Regions from separate parts of the Homo sapiens genome. Here region 2 is linked to region 1. A link is an interaction called in ENCODE POLR2A ChIA-PET data of the cell type or tissue named here. Cell type or tissue: OCI-LY7. All regions are shown on one strand.

Region 1 (8,000 bases):
CATCTCTCTTCTCCAAAGTCCAGCATCTCTCCTCTCTACAAGTTGAGTCTGGGGTCTTTATCGGCACAGGATGGGGCTGGGGCAGGCCGTAGGTAGTTTTGGAAAAGGCAACATTTGATTGGTAAAAAGACATTACTCAGAAAGAACCAATCAGGAGATGGTAGGCAAACAGGAATATTAGTTCTCACTTTGGGCTGTGAGTTTCAGGCTAATTTGACTTGAAGGTGAGGTTTCCTCAGGACATGCCCGTCTGCCTAGAATTTCTCTGTCTCTCACCTCTATCACTAGAACAGTAAAATAATAATAAAGCATGTGTTTCCCAACACAGGAAGAAAAAATACACTTCCTTGTGCTCTGTGTTCATTAACTTCTGATGCCAATGTGGCCTCTCAGTTATCTTCTGACAGAAAGCTGGGAGTGCCCTAAATCTCTAGAACTGTAAATTAATAAACTGGCATTTTGATCAACATATTGATCTACTACTTTTATTATCATTAGTTGGTTCTGAGGCTAATTTGGGTTCTCAAAAAAATTATTAAGTTTATAAAACCTTTAGGTTCTGAAAAAATCAAGTTTAAGTACTAACTCCTAACAAACCCTAAAAACAACCATATTTGGATAGTCAATCTGTCCCTCTCTATCCACATTAATTCCAGCTCTTATGTCAGCTTTCTCCTTTATCTAAAACACACCTTGTACTTTTGAGGAGTTAATGTTAATAAAAATTTCCCTATGAAAAAATGCGTCCCAAATTTGATTTTATTTTCCATGTTATCTAGAAGAGAAGAGACTGAGGATCTTGGATTTTTAAAGGCCTCATGTCCAGTTTCCATGAGGCTTGCTGTGTGGCCAATGGCAGGTGAGCCAGGAGAAAAGGTGAGCCTTGGTGTTATGCCAAGCCATCTAATTACTGGAGACGCCAATGCTTCCCCTATGTTTCACTAGCCATCATTTTTTTCTTTTTTCTTTTTTGAGATGGAGTTTTGCTTTTGTCACCCAGGCTGGTGTGCAATGGCACAATCTCAGCTCACTGCAACCTCTGCCTCCCAGGTTCAAGTGATTTTCCTGCCTCAGCCTTCGAAGTAGCTGGGATTACAGGCCTGTGCCACCATGCCTGGCTAATTTTTGTATTTTTAGTAGAGATTGGGTTTCACCATGTTGGTCAGGCTGGTGTCGAACTCCCGACATCTAGTGATCTGCCCGCCTTGGCCTCCCAAAGTGCTGGGATTACAGACGTGAGCCACTGTGTCCGGCTGCCATCATTTTTTTCATTGGCCCTCTCATCCATGACCCACATTACCTGTAGGTTGCCTTTGTGACCCGAATTTCAAGGGGGTGACTTAATATAGGTAGAGAAATAGTGATGTTAATGAGGAACTTGTTGGAACTTACAGAACTGAATAGTTTTCTGGTTTCCAGAAAGAAAAATATTTGATCCCAATGAAGCTATTTTTGGCTTCCTATTTTCTGGCCCCAAATCTTCCAAGAAAAAGTCTAAGGTCACACAAAATGAATCATATGCCTGTGGCCTGGGTGGTTTTCAGTAGTTAAACCATTTAACTTTTCCAAACACTCATTCCACCAAGCTCAGGAAAAATACAAAGTTCACTCACTTCTTACCTGAAGCCTATTTCAGTCCTTGGGTTACCTGTGGAGATTTTATTTCATTTAGAATGAATGGAAAGGTTAAGCTAGGGCTGGAAAAGCACCCTGCATTGGCTAAATCCTGTCTCTGCTATTGTTGCAGCTATAACTCCACAGGGGGTCATGTCTGAAATGGAGGAGAGTTAATAAGACCTTAGGCCAGGCCGGGCACGGTGGCTCACGCCTGTAATCCCAGCACTTTGGGAGGCCAAGGCAGGCAGATCACAAGGTCAGGAGATCGAGACCATCCTGGCTAACATGGTGAAACCCCTCTCTACTAAAAATACAAAAAAATTTGCCAAGCGTAGTGGCACATGCCTGTAATCCCAGCTACTCAGGAGGCTGAGGCAGGAGAATTGCTTGAGCCTGGGGGGCAGAGGTTGCAGTGAGCCGAGATTGTGCACTGCACTTCAGCCTGGGCAACAAAGCAAGACTCCATCTCAAAAAAAAAAAAAAAAGACCTTAGGCCAGGAAAATCACTGCCTAGAAAAGTGAACAGGAAAAAACTCACTGTGCTGTAACAAAAAACACTGATCTTGAAATCATGAGTAATGTGACTCTGTCATCTAACCAGAGCCTGCAAGAGTACAAAATGTTGGTCAGATCCTGCGTATGTGTCACTGGTCTAGACATCTCTGCTTTACCTGAGGTGTCTGGCCTACCTCTATGATACATTTTGGACTGGGTGGGACACAGATTTCAGATAGCTGCCATGCCCACACCCACTTTGGAGGCCACTGATCTTGTTTTCCCTCAGCTCCCATTATTCAAGTGGATTGGTTTGTACCACAAAACCCTGTGCACTCCTCTCACTACTCTAACCCTCCAATAGTGGCTGGGTACAATCAGTAGGCTAGCTAGCAACTAAGGCATGGCTGAATCTGAAATGAAAGAATATAGCCAGTAAAGTCAAGGCAAAGGCAAGTCAAAGTTTAAGTAATTAGATGTTGTAATAGATGGGTGAGGATGCCAACTGACATTAAGAAAAGACTTGACAAGAGGTTAGCTTGTTTCAGATCAACCCTTCAATCAAAAATAATGAGGAAAGCTGTACAAAGCATAAAAATATACTTGAAGGTGTTGGAGTGCTACCGCAGTAACTACGACTTTAGGGGCCAAGACCCCAGAGAGAAGGAAGCCCAGAGAGGGAAGACTGGTATTTGGTGTTGTAACAGGACTGCCAGGTTTGTATGCCCGCTGGGCGACAACAGATCAATACTACACTGACAACGGGAACTGCAGCAACATTGGAATTTAATAATCCAAGGCTGCTGGATGAGAAAATGGAGGGGAATTCTCAAGCCATGAATCTGTTCCCTCGAGGGGTTCTGGGCGTGTCTTTAAGGGGATGGTGGAGGACAACAGGCTGGAAAATTGGGGTTGTTGATTGGTCCTGGTAAAGAGATGAAATCATAGGATATGGAAACTATTCTTCCATGAGTCAGCTTCTTACGGGGCCCTTCAGCCAGCCGGTGTCAGTAGTTTCGTTGATATGCAAAACCTAAAGGAGAAACTCTTAGATTTTAGCTATAGAACAAAGTCTTGTGACAAGGCCTACATTTTCCTGGGGTAGTAAGCAGCGGCCAGCTACAGGGAAGTAGGCCAAAGGGCAAGCTGGCTTAATGATTACTGCTCATTGTACTGCAAACCTAGTTGAATTTTATTTTCTCCCTTAATCAATTTTATAAAGTTTTCTTGGGGATGGTTTCAGTGCCACATCTGCCAATTTGAAAGCAGTGGCTGAGAAACTGAGCAGTGATTTTGGACTTTCACAAGGCTGGGGTGTTTGTAATTACAATTCAGGGCCCGCCAAAGATGAAACCCAGTCTTTAAGTTTGTATATCTAAAGGGCTACACCCTAGTAGTAAAAGAGAAACAGATCAGTTCTCAGAAGGCTGAAGATCATCTTCCAAACAGCTCATTCCCTTATTTCCTACCTTGTTTGCCAAAAGTAAAAGTAGATCATCTTGAGGAAGATTATAACATCTACAGCCTCAATTATGTACAGATTTTCATATACTGTGTCTGGCATTCAATCAGAATGTATTCTGAATGAATACCAGTGTCTGGTATTCAATCAGAAATACACAGACAAAAGACAAAACAGAGAAACAAGAGGGGGAAAAAAAAAACAACAGAAACAGAATCACAGGAGACCCAGATGTTGGAATTATCATATATGAGCTTTAACTGTAGTTAATATGTTTAATAAATTAAATAGTGAGCAAGAACATCAGCAGGTAACTGGAAATATATTAGAGGATCAAATGCAAATTCTGGAACTGAAAAATATACAAATTAAAATTAATAACTCAATAGATCAGTTTAGCAGAATATTAGATACAGATGATGAAAGAAAAATAACAACTGGAAGATATGTAGAATAAAATATTTAAACTAAATATGGAGAGACCAAAGATAGGAAATTCAGAAAAGAACATGAGATAAAGGACATGGTAAAATATGTGTATAATTGTGGTGTGAGAGGAGGAGAGAAAAATAATATGGCAGAAGGAATATTTGAAGAGATAATGGCCAAGATTCAGTGATAATAAAAAACACTTTGGCAAGATAAATACAAAGAAAACTACACACAGGCACTATATGGAAAGCTTTAAAAATCAAAGACAAAAATAATTGGAGGATTAAAAATACATTGCCCTTAAAAGAGCAACAAGACTAAAAAAATCATGAAAGGTAGAAGACAGTGGAATGATTCCTTTGAACTGCAGAAAGAAAATAACTGCCAAGCCAAATCTCTGTATCTCACAAAAATAAAGTCTCTGTATTTATTTCTGTATCTCACTGAAATAGTCTCTTTCCTCCAAATTCAAGATAGCCTTTGTTCACAGGAGTTGACTCGGGGTAATCAAAAGTTATATGCAGATTTTCAACTGTGCCGGGCGTTGGCACCCCTAATCCCTGCGTCGTTCAAGGGTCAACTGTATTACAAACACACAGAGGCACTACTGGGTATCTGGTTAAGTTCAGTGCTATCCTGGAATGTTGACTTTATATGATAAAGACAGGTCAAGAATATTTGCTTTAAGATGAGGCCACAGATGTGGAGTATTTTTATATGGGCCGGTTGCTTCTGTATCCGTAAATAGTGCTCTCATAAGAAAAAAGGAACCTCGGACTGAAAGATGACTTTCCCCTTTTGGCATGGTTCACTGGGCACTGAAACTGAATGGCATCTTTAAAAGTTTCACAGACAAGGTAGATTCATCTCCAGTTATTTGCTGTTAATGCTTGAGAAATTGCAAAGCAACCTTGGGATCCTCTTGCATTAAATTACATTTTCCCAAGGATGAAGCTTAATTATATTTAGTTGCCTTGGATAAGCACCTATGGAGGAAAAATTTTTTTTTTTTTTTTGGAGACAGCATCTCACTTTGTCACCCAGGCTGGAGTGCAGTGGTGCAATCTCAGCTCACCGCAACCTTCGCCTCCTGGCGGAGTAATCTTCCCACCTCAGCCTCCCAAGTAGCTGGGACTACAGGCACACACCACTGTGCTCGACTAATTTTCAAGTTTTTCTGTAGAAAAGGGGTCTCTATTGCTCAGGCTAAGAATAAATATTTTATATAAGTAAGTGCTTATATACCCAGGAAGCCACCATTCTGTCATGCCCTTACTTCACAAAGTGTTGCTTTCCACCCTTCCCCAGGGGAAAACACACCTAACATGGCAAGATTCATTGGCTACAGTTCAGCGAAACATTTTTGGATCCTTTAGGAGGAAAAATCTTACATAAACTGCACTTTAAGAATAAGGTTGTGCAGGATCTGGATTAAAAAAAAGAATAAGGAAGAAGTTTTATGGGACCTAAATTTCACGTCAACAGCCCTTTGAATCTCTGGCTCTACGAGGAATGCAACTAATCCAGGGAATGCCTTTCTTTGAAGATGTTTTATGCCACTGTGACCCCAGAGGAAAGATAGATAGCAAATTATTTGGACTCTGATGCAAAAGGCATATAATCTGTATCCTGCTGGTTCTGGTTCTTACTAATAAATAGTTAAAATGATGCATTAAAGGATTATAAGTGATTTAATCAAGAATATGTCTATTCTCATTGTAAATTAGCTTGCATTTTCTGTATTATATGTGAAATCACTGAGTTAGTACACACTGCAAATATACCAAACAAGTTTGTACCTGCCTTTGATGACCATAATCCAAATGTTCTTTCCATTTTCTGTATTGTAGTTTAGTCTGTGATTGAACATTTTTATCCTACATGTTCTATCTAATATTGTTAATATGTAACATCGAGATAAATTCAGAAGACAAACTACAACCCTTGCACTAAGAAAAGTGTGAAACAGACCATGTTTTAACATGAAGTATGATGTACGCTTTTGATCTATTGCAAGTTGAAGCACATGTTTACAGGCCAAAGCTTGTTTAAAATGATTTCAGAACCAAGTGTGAACATGCCATACAGAACTTAATATAGTGTACTCTAATTTTTCTCAGTTTGACAAAAAATGGACAGAAGGCAAAATGAAAAAAAATTTATTTCCTCAGTGTTTTATCCACTGTCAATACTGTATTTTTGATGCAATATATTTGCCAAAAGAACTCAGCTTTTATTTTCCATTTTAAACAACTACAATATTTACAAGCTGTTCAGAATAACACTCAGACACACACACACTCACAGACACACGTAAGTACATATGTCCTTATCTCTGGTTTATACTGAATGCTGGTAAAGGCCATGAATACTTTCCAGAGCCCATGATCAGAAAAGGAAAACCCATTTTCCTTTCTTACGTTCACTTTCCTAGAATCATTTTCAATATTCCTCCTTCCATTTCCTCATGCAGAGCTCATTGCCAGACTTGTATAGGTTTAATCAGTTTTTACATTTTACTTTTACTTAAACTATAAGCTTTTAAAAAGCATAAGCAGACATGATTCCCCCCCCCCCCCCCATTTCTATTATTTTGGTTGTAGAATCAAGCTTCATAGATAAAAAATCTTGTTCAATCACAAGTACACTAAACCCAAGAGTCATCTGGAGCAGCCATCTTATGCTCTATCACTACTCTGTTGTGAATTCCGGGGCACCACCTCATTGTGCAGGTAAAACTCAGGAATTCATCCCCATCACAGTGTTAGATGACCTTTGTTCCTTCTAGCTTGGCTCCACTGAATCATAAATTGTCAGGTACAGAGCTGAGGCATAAGAAAAAAGGTATAACCCTATATAATAGGTATAAGTCTTAGAACAGAGTTGTCATATAACCTTGTGGTGACAATCAGCTCTAGTTCCACCAAAGAATGTAAGGTTGATTCCACAAAATGGCAGATAATGAAGTTCAACTCACAAATAGAAGTTATCTTAATTCAGAAAAAGTATGTTGTATGTAGGCAATAAAGATAAATTGTTATACATAATTCTTGACAGATGACTCTGGTGAGGTGATTCAAAGTAGAAAATATACTTCTGTTTCAAGCAAACTTACTCCACTCATATCCTACCAGATTTATTTGTATAATAATTAATTCCTTTCCAATCACAGTTCTTCCTAGACAGACATTTAACAAGTAAAAATAAGACGGCCTGGGTGCATATCAATCAACCAAATTAAAAACAAACAAAAAAGATAGATAAATGGAGAAAACGATTGGCTTTTTAATACTTATTTTTAAAAAGCCATATTCAATGTAATATTAGAATTATGCTGTCCCAATGCATGGTAGTATCTAATTTTTTTCTTCCTCAACACCAATGAAACAATATCCATGTAAGACTGAAACAGAATGTCCAACCTCCATTAGCAAGTTCCATGTACCACATTAGCCTTGACTGACGTTATTATCTCCACTAATCTCTGAATTAAAGGAAAAGCCTCTAGAATAAAAAGGGACACTTTATACCTTATCTAAACCATGTATCCTATCAAAAGAGAAAATTAACTGGGTCTCTGTCCAAAGTAACTTTATATGATTACATTACACAGAAAAAGAATACGAATGAATAATGACGACTTAAAAAACAAACATACACACACACACACACCCCAGAAAAGGCTTTGTCCATATTCATGACAAATTAATTAAAATAAATATAAATGAAATTAACAATCTGGACAGCAGTTTATGGTTAAGTAGCTAGTAAATATAAATTCAAAGAATTCTGACAAAATCATTATTACCTTTTTCTCAAGTCACATATTTATTTAGGAGGAAAGATGCTTGAAAGCTAGCTATAAGAAAAGGACAACTTTAGACACTGGGTGAATCTTCAGCTTAAAAGGCCCAGTGCTGGATGAATGACTCACAACAGCAATCCACCAAATGCAGAGCTGCTAAGCAGAGGCAGAAGGATGCTGCTCAGAAGC
Region 2 (8,000 bases), 300 kb before region 1:
AAACAAAGTCCGTTAGCTCTACAGCAACCATTCACTATTTAACCTACTGAACGCTCATCCAGAGTGCCAATCAGACCGTTTTAATTAAGGAAACTATTACAGGCAGAACTCAAGGCTAGTCATGTGCTGAGACAGCAACGGTTCAGGAAACACCCCTGCTCTGAGAGGCTGATATCAGGCGGAAGGGCTGCCCACCCATACCACTGTGTTTCCCTTATCATCTACTCACTGAAGACCTTGGCCCATTTTGTGCAGATGTGAGTAGTAATGGCCTTCAAGCCAAGGACATTCAACGCTACATTCTCCTGCTTATTAAAAATCTTTTCCAAAAAGATACAATAAAGCCCTCCCCGCAGGAGCACCAAAAGCTCCAGAACGTGGCATGCTGAACTTCCCCACATTTAAGACTTTACCCACCATATGGCCTTAATTTTCCATACATGGTTTTGGGGAAAGGCACTTAAATACTAGTGAAGACATTTACAACTTCCTCTTATATATAAAATATGCTGAGGGATTGACAAACATTAAAATGAAGTCCAGGTTTTAAAATAAAATCCCCATCACTGTTTCCTAAGCCCTTCGAGAAACATTAGCAATTCATGATCAACTGGCAAATGCAAGCTTCTCCCAAGCTTCTTCTCCAGTTCTGCCGTGTGACCTGCTGTCTCAGAAGCCAGGTCTTCAAAAATGCTCATGTCACCCAACTTTTTAAGTCAAATAGGGACAGTAGGGGGTGGGGCTGAGCTCTGCACAATTCCTACCCTGACCTCCAACTACATCCACATAGTTCATGTTCTCTCTTCTTTATTTTCTGATTCCTTCCTTTAGACTTTTGTTCAAATCCACTATTAGCAAATTTTAAATATATGAGACAGTCAAGAAAGTGGGCAACATGGTACCATTATAAAATTACAATATACTACTATAGACAATCATACCCATGCAGATCTGGGCCCAAAAAAATAATCAGGTATTAAGAAATAAGGCACACCCCTCCAAAGACAACTTAATTCAAATACCTCTTACCATTTGCTCCAGTAGAATGAGTTTAAAAGAGGTAACTATTTGGCATGGGCAGCTGCTCTCTTATGTTCTGGAGAACATAAAAATAAAAGCTGAGTGAGAATAAGTTGTTCCTACTGAAGAGAAAAAGGGTACAACAGCATTAGTAAATACGAAAGAGTCAGATCACCATTCTACTGGCTGATAAAAATGTTTGTTAGGCTAAAGGATTTCCTATCATTTTCTTCTTTAAGAACAAAGAAATGGGCTTTGGATAATAAAAACGTGTAACAAAATAATTCTGAAGTGACCTCAGGCCATGTCAAACTCAATTCAAACTAGTCACAGCCAAAGATGAAAGGAAGATTCTCTAATCATCCCCTAGCTACTATACATTTTTAGTATTTTTATACTGTATTATAGTTAGCATTTAGAAAATAAAACTGTCTAGCACTGTTGACCCTTCAACAATACGAGTTTGAACTGTGCATGTCCACTTAAAAGTGGATTTTTTCAATAACAGTTACACCAAGTGTGCCTGCCTCTCCTGCCTCCCCTTCCTCCTCCTCCACCTCTGCCACTGGAGACAGCAAGACCAATCTCTTCTTTCCCTCCTCCTCATCAGCTTACCCAATGCAAAGACAATGAGGATAAAGACCTTTATGATCCACTTCCATTAATGAATAGCAAATATATTTTCTCTTCTTTAGGATTTTCTTTTTTTTTTTTTTTTTTTTTTTTTTTTTTTTTTGAGACGGAGTCTCGCTGTCGCCCAGGCTGGAGTGCAGTGGCGCAATCTCGGCTCACTGCAGGCTCCGCCCCCTGGGGTTCACGCCATTCTCCTGCCTCAGCCTCCCGAGTAGCTGGGACTACAGGCACCCGCCACCTCGCCCGGCTAATTTTTTGTATTTTTAGTAGAGACGGGGTTTCACCGTGTTAGCCAGGATGGTCTCGATCTCCTGACCTCGTGATCCACCCGCCTCGGCCTCCCAATAGGATTTTCTTAATAACATTTTCTTCTCTCTAGCTTATGTTATTGTAACAACACAGTATATAATACATATAACATACAAAATGCATGTTATTCAACTGTTCATGTTATTGGTAAGGCTTCTGGTCAACTGTAGGCTACTAGTAGTTAAGTTCTGGAGGAGTCGAAAGTTACATGCAGGCCAGGCACGGTGGTTCATGCCTTTATTCCAAGCACTTCAGGAGGCCAACGGAGAAGGATCACTTGAGGTCAGGAGTTCCAGACCAGCCTGGGCAACACAGTGAGACCATGTTTCTATTTAATTTTAAAAACTGTATTTTAAAAGTGTGTTTAAAGGAAAAGAAAAAAGTATGCTTATTCAATTCAGTATTTATATTCTAGAATAATGCTGCTCAAAAAATAATTTAAAAAAGAATGATGGATTTAATAAGGTACACATAAAACTATATATATACAAGGTTGTGTGTGTGTGCATGCGTGTGTGTGTGTGTGTGTGTGTGTGTGTGTGTAGATTTTTCTTTCTTTTAGAGTATAGAAATTGTTTTAGATATCCCTTAAGTAGAGAAATAGCACTTAGGAAGGAAGTATACACTTAGAAGGCGAAGAGTCATGTCACCAACAGGTTGGGAGAACTGTTGAGTCATGGCCTCCTCCTGTGTTGCCTGAGGAGACCTGAGTAAGAATGGATGTATAACAGAAGAATCTCCCACCTGACCTATTAGAGATACTGTACCAGCATTACCAGATATCACTTCTATTAAAAGAAGATATTTCAGTGCCCAGAGGTTCAAGTTATCAAACGAAGCAACTCAATTCAAAAGACAAGGTGTATTAAAACCCATAAAAAAAAAACAAAAACCATTTTTAAGAAATCCTAACAAGTAACTGAAACCCAAAATGCTCTGTCTTGAGTCATGAGATCCATCAGTTCTTGATATTGTCTGGACTTGCATCTAGAGCTAGATTGTAAAATCTTTTTAGGCATGTGTTAGATTTCTGTGAAAACTTTGTTTAAACGTAAACCTCATACCACACTATCAGTTTCTGTGTTAATAAAACTATAGATTTATTATACTAAAAAAAAAAAGAACAAAATACAAGGGGTAGCTGTATGACACAGAAGCTAAACAAGTGCCTGGCCTCACGGTAGTATACAGAACTTAAGGTGCCTGCTCAAAACTGTCATGTTTAAGTTTATCAACCAAGAGTTATTATTAAAATACCATTAATACATCCGGGCATGGTGGCTCACGCCTGTAATTCTAACACTTTGGGAAGCCGAGGCAGGCCGATCATCTGAGGTCAAGAGCTCAAGACAAGCCTAGCCAACATGGCGAAACCTCATCTCTACTAAAAATACAAAAATTAGCTGGGTGTGGAGGCACACGCCTGTAATCCCAGCTACTTGGGAGGCTGAGGCGGGAGAATCGCTTGAACCTGGGAGTTAGAGGTTGCAGTGAGCCGAGATCATGCCATTGCACTCCAGTCTGGGAGACAGAGTGAGATCCCATCTCAAAAAAAAAAAAATAATTAAGACATTTGAGAACTGCACTGAAGGTGCACATTTCAATAACATATAGCTATTCTGGAGGGAAAAAAAAAGTATATCTAGAAAAACAGCTTCCAAGATTGAGGTAAAAATCACAGGGCACTCAATAATATGTACTGACTTTTCTTCCCTCTCGAAGTACCAGAGCAGAGCTACATTCACAGAGCATTCCTGCAGGCTGCTTGCTTCACCATTAAGCAATTCTTGGCAGTTCCAAAGATGTTATGTTTTCAAAGACAGTTTTTCAGTTGTGTTGCTATTATAAGCCTGGATTTTTCAAATGGCTAAAAATTACAGATATCTAAAAATCTTAGATTCCACCTCTATTAAAGAAGAATGATGCTGGGAACGGTCAAATAAATGTAACCCAGAAAAGTGCCCTAATGTACTTTAAAAACATTTTCAGAGATAATGATTCCCAAATTTCCCTTACTGAAATTCAAGGAAGGTCACAAATAGCAAGCCACTTTAAAAGCAGTGCTCCAATTACCCATCCCCTAAGCTCTGCACAAAGGTTTATGGAGGGGAGATGGTCAGATAACTTGACCATCCGTTATAGGATGCAGTCACTCCAGAAGAGCTGACTCCTTAGGAAATTTTCTTCTGACAAAGCAACAAATGAGAAAAACTCCAAGGTCTTTGTTTCAGCATCTGGCTGAGATCAAGGTTAAGTATAATGAAACCTATACAACCCCAGAATTTAACATATGACAGTATTTTTGGCCTGTATAAAATACGTCTCCCTTAATCTGCATTAAGCTGTTGTTTTTCTCAATAAAAGAATATCCTTTTGTAATTGTTTAAAATGTTTAAGAAATGAGTAAGCCAGTACAGTCACTCGAAGAGCAATAGTAATGCATATACCAGTATACGTCAGTCAAAGGGTAGATCATCTGATCATTTCTCAATTATTCAGGAAAAGCCTGGCACCCCAAACTATACACCAATGCATTAGAGTTAACAAGATTCTTAGAACATGGGTTGAAGTATAAGCTCTCACCTAATTTCAAGAAACATAGAGAAGATTTTAAATGCATTCACTATGGAGGGAAAACATAAACATGTAACAGAAAACCTTCTTAAGTAGCCAGAAAATTATCCAAACTATTTCATCTGCAAAGATGACAACAATGAATTCAGAAATCAATGACTAAAACTGCACAAGCATTTCCCATATTTTCCTTTTCCACTTCAAAAAGGGAAAAGCCAGTGGGCAGAAAATATCGGACATTTGATAAATCAAAATTCTGCTATAAAGAGCAGGGTTTTTTGTTTTTGTTTTTGTTTTTGTTTTTTTTCCCTGAGATGGAGTCTCGCCCTGTCCCCCAGGCTGGAGTGCAATGGCACAATCTCGGCTCACTGCAACCTCCACCTCCTGGGTTCTAGCAATTCTCCTGCCTCAGCCTCCCAAGTAGCTGAGATTACAGGTGTGTGCCACCACACCCAGCTAATTTTTGTATTTTTAGTAGAGACAGGGTTTCACCATGTTGGTCAGAATGTTCTCAAACTCCTGACCTCAGGTGATCCATCCACCTCAGCCTCCCGAAGTGCTGGGATTACAGGCGTGAGCCACAGCGCCTGGCCAAATAGCAGGTCTTCTAAGAATGACAGTTTGAGTGACATTTCCTCCCTGCAATGTGACTTTGGAACTAATCCACCAACTCACCTTATTCCATTTCAAAGTTAGTAGTATATCTTGCTTTTGAGTGCAACTTCAGGTAATCTCTCAAAACCTAGATTAAAATAATTATGAACTTTATTAGTAGTTATTTCCAAATTTTGAAAAACACACAACTATAACTCATAGTAAGTAAAAGGGGAAAAAAATCACCACTACTAATCAAATCACAATTATGAAATTTTATACTTTGTCTCTAAAACCTTCTTTAATTGGTAATCTCTTTATGTGCAGCTCAATACACATTTATTGGGCTTTTGTTTTTTAGACGGTGTTTTGCTCTTGTCGCCCAGGCTGGAGTACAGTGGCAAGATCTCAGCTCACTGCAACCTCCGCCTCCTGGGTTCAAGCAATTCTCCTGCCTCAGCCTCCTGAGTAGCTGGGATTACAGGTGTGCACCACCACACCGGCTAATTTTTGTGTTTTTAGCAGAGACGGGGTTTCACCATGTTGGCCAGGCTAATCTTGAACTCCTCACCTCAGGTGATCCACCCGCCTCAGCCTCCCAAAATGCTGGGATTACAGGCGTGAGCCACTGCACTATGCCCCGCCTCAACACATATTTAAATTTAAGCCAACCAACAGCCATTCCCACTTAAACAACAAATTCTTGCTTGGCTATTCATTCAGTCTGTCCACAGACTGCTACTCAAAGATCTCACCCTGGAAGCTGTATGTATAGAAGAAAAAACAACAACAACAACAAAGTGATTTTGATGAGTTGGTCCATCACATGCCTATGGGAATCACTATTCCAAAATACTAGTTCTCTACAGGGAGCAATTTTGTACCCACAGGTGACATCTTGCAACATCTGGTAACATTTTTGGTCATCACAAGTGAAGTGGGGGGTGGGCACACTATTGGCATGTAATACACAAAAACCAGGGAAGCCACTAAACATCTTACAATGCACAGGACAGTCCCCTCCAACAAAGAATTATCCTGCCTAAAGCGAAAATACTGGTGAGGTTTAGAAACCCTGTTCCGAAGAAACCAAACACTGCATATTTGGAAATTCCACAATTCTCACACTGCTCATTTCAGATCACCTACTAAGCTCCCACCATGGTTGTATTTCCTATGAATGCTAAGCTTATTGGTTAAAAGAATACCCACACACATGCCCAATAGTAATCATCTACAGCACATGTACCAATTTCTAAAATGTATTAAATAAGTCAGACACGTCCATAAGAGCTTCCAATAAATAATTTTAAACACTATTTCAAACTATGTAATTGCCAAACTCTGTTCCCAATCACATAAAATGGAAGCTAAGAAGAATAAAAATCATCAGAACTTAGTAGTTTCACTCACAGATATTCCCAATTCCTACTGAAGACAAAAGGGGAAGTTCCTCTTCCCAGCCTATCACCCCGGACATTAGGCCTCCCACCTTTTATTCAGCTAAATAAAAAAGCACTTCAAACAAGACTTACCAAGGGCCTATCATGCCCTCACACTATGATCTCATGTAATACGGTAGAACAGAGCTCGGTAAGACCCCGCAACAGGCCTTTCCTACACTACCATAACCAAATCGTACAAATATCAGAAGAAAACCGTGGGTAAAATAAACCTCTAAAGAAGGAATGTCCAATCTTTTGGCTTCCCTGGGCCACAGTGGAAGAAGAATTGTCTTAAGCCACACATAAAATACACTAACGATAGCTGATGAGCTTTAAAAAAATTGCAATAAAGTCTCATAATGTTTTAAGGAAGTTTACAAGTTTGTGTTGGGCTGCATTCAAAGCCATCCTGTGCCACATGTGGCTCGTGGGCTGCAGGATGGACAAGCTTGCTCTAAAAGATATTCTGAGAGTCAGATATCTAAGATAACAAAACTTGCTGTTTTTACACAACTGGCCTGCAGCTTGCACCCATAGAATAGGTGAAGAAATCTATAACACTCAAAATATGTACTTCGTTTTGTTAATCTTTAACTAATGAGCTACAACTAATTATATAAATAAGACATGGCTGGCAGCTGATCTGCAGTAGTAATCCACTTAGGAACATGAATAAACATGCAAATTTTAAACTCAAGCAAAAGGACAGGATTTATGAACACACTTAGAAAGATTCCATCAGAATTACTCCATTCTAACTGAACAAGATTTCCATATGTGGCAAATGGGCTTATTCTAATTAAAGTCTGACTTTGTCTTCTGAATCCTCAGTGTACACAGGAACTACCCAAATCAGGCTGAACTACAGTAACTCGAAGCAGCAAGCGGGCCAGGGGCTGTGGGTAGTGGGGCAAAGACCGGTGCTCGTACCCCAAAGCACCAGAAGGTTTGGCAGTCCAGGTAGAACCTGTGCCAGAGGCAGGACTCCAGTCGGGAGCTCCCACTCATTGCAACCTCTGGCCCAGCCAACTCCTTGGGAAGCTTTGCTGAATGCTATGCTTATCCAAAGCTGAAACGGAGTAGAAGAGGCTAACATAAGTTCTAGATTCAAGGTGCCCGTGAAATCAGTGTAGAGACTACCACACCTCCACTACAGAGAGAAGACAACTGGGGAAGGCAGCCCCAGTTAAGAGCTAGAAAAATAATGACAGGTTCAAGGACAACTTCTCAATATCTATCAATGGCTAAGAGAACAAAGCAATGCTACAAAGAAAGGAAAGCCCAGAAATTACTAGGAAGGTTCAGAAGTTGTAGTGCACGATATGAAATTTAACCTCTACCCCCTTTTTCTAGATTTAAGTAAGTCTTTAAATAAAAAACTCATAATAAAGTTTCAAAACATAAACATTTTTTCCCTCTCTTAGC

The links. Peaks named below come from ENCODE experiments on the same cell type or tissue, not always from the same donor. Only the 100,000 strongest peaks of a DNase experiment are listed, where the experiment ranks them.
Region 2: POLR2A ChIA-PET joins it to region 1 with 6 read pairs; 2 of 35 experiments call an interaction of 5 or more read pairs at or near these places.

What each region holds. Positions count from the first base shown.
Region 1 is chr14:71,113,531-71,121,530 of GRCh38, reverse strand. It overlaps PCNX1 (pecanex 1), which reads right to left. Exons shown (of 36, transcript NM_014982.3): 36 at 6,149-8,000. Among named protein-coding and RNA genes, the nearest start is that of SIPA1L1, 200 kb to the left of the region's middle. RefSeq lists a silencer at 4,505-4,799. In OCI-LY7, CTCF peaks have their summits at 4,911 and 5,122; DNase peaks (open chromatin) are centred at 4,780 and 5,180; H3K4me3 peaks cover 2,952 bases; H3K27ac peaks cover 4,550 bases.
Region 2 is chr14:71,411,226-71,419,225 of GRCh38, reverse strand. All of the region lies in intron 2 of SIPA1L1 (signal induced proliferation associated 1 like 1), which reads right to left. Among named protein-coding and RNA genes, the nearest start is that of SNORD56B, 17 kb to the right of the region's middle. In OCI-LY7, no CTCF peak of the experiment used is centred here; no DNase peak of the experiment used is centred here.